Linked DNA regions of Mus musculus: region 1 is linked to region 2. Evidence: chromatin contacts called from ENCODE Hi-C or POLR2A ChIA-PET data. All regions are on one chromosome and are shown on one strand. Each heading gives the region's core, a stretch centred on a gene start or an enhancer-like site at or near the end of the contact. The rest is flanking DNA. Distances are from core to core; before and after follow the strand shown.

Region 1 (2,752 bases), core at 199-2,698, 36 kb before region 2:
TTTTAAAACTGACTTTTGTTTCTGATGTGTAAATCCTCAGCTCTCGTAGACTTCTAACATCTTAAAAGCGATTTTCCCTCACTGCAATGAAGGTAGCCTCTAAAGGATAAAGGGCAGAACTCTTTAAGTAGGTTTAGGAAGTTTGGCAGCTTATGTAATACCTCTCCCAGTCACCGGGTCACTCCGCACTGTTTTCACTCTGGCTCCCATTCGGACCACATGGAAGTTAATTTTAGTTTTGCAGAAAGGAGAGAGAGGCCGACCACAGACGCCCAGGATAAACTCAACTCAGACTTACCTTCCTGGTTTCCTGGGTACTCGCAGAGAGAAGGAAGCATTGTTTGTCCTGCCGGTATCCTTCTTCACATCTGCTAGCCTGAGTTTGAGAGGGTGTGTGTGGGACAGTGCCAGAGACGTCCGCTGCAATCTTCTTAGTCCCTCGGAGTGTCAGGGTCTGGTAAAAGAGACAGATCGCCACCACCAAACCCACCAGGAAAGGTCGGGGGCAAAATCGCCGGCGACAAAGGAACCCGGGTCGACAGACCATGACCAGTCCAGGATCACTTGGCCCCTGGCCACGTTGTCAGTGTGAAAAAAACACACATCTGTCTTCTTTTTACACAATTCCAATCAAGTTCGCCCCATCTCCGCTTGAAAACTTTCCGAAGGTTCATGCCAAAGATTCATAGGACCCAGCGGTCAGAGGTGGTTAATAGCCCTTAAATGAAGGACAGTAAGAAGTGACTGGCCAGATTTTTTTTTAAGATGTCAAAATAAAGATAGTTATAAGAAATCATCCGAATGCATCCCCAGCTACCAAGAGTTCCTTCCGGTAATGCCTTACTTCCACAACATTCTTAAAGTCAGGAGTTCAGCTTGTCTCCTCTTTTGGGGCAAAAAGAAAGCACCGTAAAGCGGGTCTGGAGGCAGAAACCAGCCGAAGACGCAGTCGATTTAACGCGAAGTGCCTGTTGCACAGCTGGGCGCCGGCCAGGTTGTCCTAGCAGTTTCTCATTTTCCCTCCGGTTTTAAAGCCATCCCGCTCCCAGCCTTTTATGTTGTAGAACTGCTGCTTCCTTTCGTTCAGTTTTAAATTGCCACTTTGCTGCTAGCATTCACGGCTTTTAACATAAAAAAGGGGGATAGCAGTTTGGCTGTATGTGGTTACTGTCAGGGCTTTGCTTGCGTTTGGTCTCATTCCGTTTCAAGTTCAAAGTTCTGTGTACTTACTCAGTTTTCATCCTTTTAGCCAGATTTTTTTTTTTTCATGATCCCCTAATGGATTGCTGATCAAAATCACTTGGAAGGAAACACCCAGGCGTAGGACTCCGCTTCATCTCACTCTCACGCACGGACAGACACGCGCAGACTCGCGGAGACACGCGCGTGCCAGCTGCACACAGGGCCGAGAGCCGGAGGACCTGGGCCATCGCTGCCACCCAGGCCGAGCGGGGCGGAGCTAAACTAAGGCTTTTTCTGGCCTTGGGGGCTGTCCGAGCCGCGTTATAAGTTTCTGCCCCAGCAAAGGGTAGGCTACTAATGTGCATGGGAACAGCAGTTGGCACCCATATCCCAACTTGGAACGTGGCTACCTATCCAGACCCGCAGAATTAGAAATATACTTGATCTCTGATCCTCTGTGTCACTGCGTTTTCCTAATACAGAATAACAAATGGCTTCTAGTCAATAGATGCTAAAGGTCGAGGAAGAGATGAAGGCCGACTCTGAGCTAACCGGGAGGCTTATCACTCCAGGGAATTGTGGTCTCGCCTAAGAGGACAAGAGAGTCATCCGGACAGTCTGGACCACTGAAGAGGAAACATTCCGTGTAACTAAAAGTCCCCTCTCCATTCCAACAGAGTCCTTCCGCCGTTATTACCGCTCTGTGGTTCTCCGAGGCAAATAGTCTGATGCCTAGCTCTTCAAATGAACTGACTGTAGTAGGTATTGAAGTTCTAACTTTTGCCCAGGAGAAAGGAGTACCCAGCAGGCTTTTTAATTCCATACCAACCCTCTCACGGGCATCACTTTTGGCTCAGCAGGATGAGGGACCACCGAAGAGAACCTCCAGGTTCTTGCTTTGGCAGCTCTAGGAACGACTAGTTTAAGCTCACGGGGACATTCTTCAAATACCTAGATGGTTTCTATACTTTAGGTCTAACCAAACTTCTTATAGGCAGATGTTCTCCCTTGAGGCCACACCCCTAGAGTAAACCCATTCCAGACTCAGAGATTACACTCTAATATTTTGTGAGAAAGAGCGCCCCCTAGAGGTTCACAGCTACAAAAGATTCAGAAAATGGACATCTCTTGCTAGTAAGAAACTTGAGTCAGCTTGGGATAGATGAGCAGAGAGAGAGGAGGGGGAGGGAGAGGGAGAGACACAGACACAGAGAGAGACAGAGACAGACACAGAGAGAGACAGACACAGAGAGAGACAGAGACAGAGACACAGACAGAGAGACAGAGAAGGAAAAGGAGGAAGAAGAGAAGAGGGACAAAAAAGAAAAGAAAAAAAAACAAAAGAAAAAATAAAAAAGAAAAGAACAGAATAAAAAAACAAAAAAAGAAGAAGAGAAGAGAAAAGGAAAGTTTGCACCTTAAAAACAAATTAATTAGGTCAATATAGAATAAACAATAACTTACCTCAGTCTATTTACATATAGTCTATAAAATGTTTTACTACTATTTAATATATAAATTCAGTCTTCAATACCATGACAAATAAGGGAATGGGAGAAAATTAACCTGG
Region 2 (2,830 bases), core at 181-2,680:
ACTACCTTAAAGTCAAAGAGAAAAAGCACACCTATTCCAGTCACAGATTTATGAGAGGCTATTGGGCAATGCACCCCAAGAGATGACCCAGAGACTGAGATGAGAAAAGTACAGTCAGGGACAAAAGGTACAGAAATGAGGGGCAGGGGCGGCAGAGGCTCATGAATGAAGAGAACAAGCCCTTAGCAAACTCAAGTTACCTTTGAGCCTCTTCCAGTCTGGCTTTTTCAAAAGAACAAGGTTCATTTTGGAAATAAGTCACATATAAAGCTGCCAAGCACTGACAGAAAAAAAAATCAATGCTAGCAATGCCTGAAAAGCCAAGCACTAGGCAGACAGAAGCAGGAAGATGAGGAGATTAGAGCAAGCCTAGGATTATTATACATATTGAGTGTGAGACCAGCCTGAATGACGTGGTTGTGTTTACAAAACAAGAAACCAGTAGGGAAGCCTATCAAACGTCTACAGTTTTCTAAAGAGCAAGCGGGTGATTTCCTTAAAATCTGATCTCTCTCACTCATTTCTGGCTGAGAAAGTGTCCACGCTGTTCACAGCTCTAAGTGTCTTCCATTAATATGCAACTTGTCAAAGTTCGGCCTTCCGAGTTCACTAGGGTCCCTAGCCTGCCCTTCTATGTCTTTGCTCTGGAGAAATTCGGAATGTAATGAACTTTTAAGTCTGAATGCAGAACTCCAAGTTTCCACATCCAGGCTCGGGTGCAAACCTTCTGAAAATCACGCGAGTTTCCACTGCGGTGCAGTGTCGTCATCTCCATGCAGTACACAAACAACTGTGTTTGCTGTGCCCCGCGTGTTAACGGTACGGTGTGCCCGCCGCCTCCTTGTCACAGCCTGAAAAAAGTAGCGCGGAGGACCCGCCAGGCGATGCCCGAGGGAGGCCGGGGCTGCGCGGGGCCGTGGAGACGCGCCACTTACTCTGCACCTGCAGATCCATCTCGCGCATCTCCGTGAAGCGGTCCCGTAGGTCCATCGGAAGCTGCTCAATCACTGTCAAAGGCACAGTCCGTCAGAGGGCGGGGCCAACGGCGAAGGGACGCGCTGGCGTCACGCGTGTGTGCGTGCGTGCGTGCGTGCGTACGGGAGGGGGGGCGGCTCACAACGAGGCTGCCAGTTACCGTGAGAAAGAAACATCCCCCGCTCCCCCTCCCTCCCGCCATCCCGCCCGCCCGGCCACTCGCGCTCCCGCCCGCCGCCGATCCCGCCCGCCGCGTCGCCGGCGCCGCGCACTCACTTTCCAAATAGTCCTCTAGGTACAACATCGCGGCCCTGACTGTTGCGGGGACGAACGGGTCCAGGGGTTTATTTGTGTCACTCGCTGTCGCCGGAGTTTTGTCCCTTCCAATATGGCGCCTCCGCTAGCAGCACCCGCTCGACTCCGGCAAAGGAAAAAAAAAAAAAAAAAAGCAAAGGAAAAAAAAAAAGGCTCCACTTTGGCGCCTGACGGCGCTTGCCTCACTGCCGCCCGCCGTTGCTATTGGCTGTCTGCAGCGATGACGTCAACCGGCCGGTGCGGATCTCCGCGGTATTCTGGGAAATGTAGTCTTCTTTTTCCCCGAGCGTGGCCATTAGTGAGGGTGTCTCTTGGAGTGGCAACTACAGAAACCACACGCCTGCGCGAAACGGGCACGCCAGAATCCGAAATGCGGTGCCTCTGTTTATTTGTTGATTTCTTACATGGGGGATGACGGGAGTTGTATGCGCCTGCCTGACACAACTAGGAACAACTTTTCACCTGTTCTGGGCGGTGATTCTAAGCCCGCCGTTTGTGAGTCATGGATTTCTGGCTGTGCTAGGCAAATAGCAAAGATTCCAAACGCTAGAATAATCGGCTAAGTTCGGAAAATTCAGGTTGTTTAGAACAGAACTCGCTGCTGGAATTTATCTTCATTATTCACTCCTGATAAATAAATGGGACAAGTGATTGGTGTCCCTGCAACGTTAAGATAATTTATAGTGAGACTGGAGCGAATGTGCATTTCCCAAATTAAAAGACACCCAAAATAGTATTCAGTAGCCAGTTATGTTTTGCGGTGTATCTTGTGTTCATTGTAAAACAACTGTTCAAATGCATCCGCAATAAAGTAAATAAATAGATGAATAAATAACAACCAACCATAAATTATAGTGATTTAATGCATTGCTGGCATATACTAACAATGATTTAAATTTATGTTGGGTAAGTAGCTGGGTTAATGTTTATAGTTCTGGGCAGGCTTTTTTAATAACCCTAGCAAATGTTCACTGGTGGTATAACAAGTGTATCACCGCCCCGTTTCTATCTTAAAAATGCCTTTCATAAAAATTCGTACACTAAATGCTTCTGTGTTTTGGGGAAAATGATCCCTTCTTAGACTATCTGGTGGATTATAACACCACACACCTGTAATCCCCTAAGTGGGAGAATTGAGACAGGAGGATTAGGAGTGTGAGCTTTGGCAACATAGGCAATTAGAAGCCAACCCAGATTATGGAAGACCCTTTCTCATACAAAAGAAAATAAATCAGTATGACACATTTTATTCACTACTCAATATTTTTATGTTACAATTTTATTTACAATGACATACTTGTATTCTCTTTTGTCTTCTTTTAAAGCCATTTTCTTATTACTTGAATGTTAAATATATTTAGTCTACACCTGTTTAATTTAAATTTTGTACTAAAACTATTTATCTGTTTGTGCTCTTTGTTCAAAAGCAGCCACGTTTGTTTACAGTGCCTAATTTCATCTGTGTTGGGGTTTTTAACTCTGAATTCACTTTTCCAGGGTTATAAATATAGAGAAATTTCACTGCTGGAGTTAAAATCGA

What was found. Hi-C counts contacts between places; a loop is a spot of excess contacts on that map. ChIA-PET counts read pairs that join two places held with the same protein, here RNA polymerase II (POLR2A).
Region 1: a map of T-helper 1 cell shows a loop between it and region 2 (2.7-fold over the local background). The contact joins the promoter of Cped1 here to the promoter of Ing3 in region 2. A Hi-C loop is called at or near these places in 3 of 37 maps with a recorded cell type or tissue (T-helper 1 cell, T-helper 17 cell and left cerebral cortex). POLR2A ChIA-PET finds 5 or more read pairs at or near these places in 1 of 5 experiments (embryonic stem cell).

What each region holds. Positions count from the first base shown.
Region 1 is chr6:21,984,606-21,987,357 of GRCm38, reverse strand. It overlaps Cped1 (cadherin-like and PC-esterase domain containing 1), which reads right to left and starts at 1,448. Exons shown (of 22, transcript NM_001081351.1): 1 at 299-1,448. The coding sequence starts at 547.
Region 2 is chr6:21,948,215-21,951,044 of GRCm38, reverse strand. It overlaps Ing3 (inhibitor of growth family, member 3), which reads right to left and starts at 1,430. Exons shown (of 12, transcript NM_023626.4): 1 at 1,252-1,430; 2 at 936-1,007. The coding sequence starts at 1,279.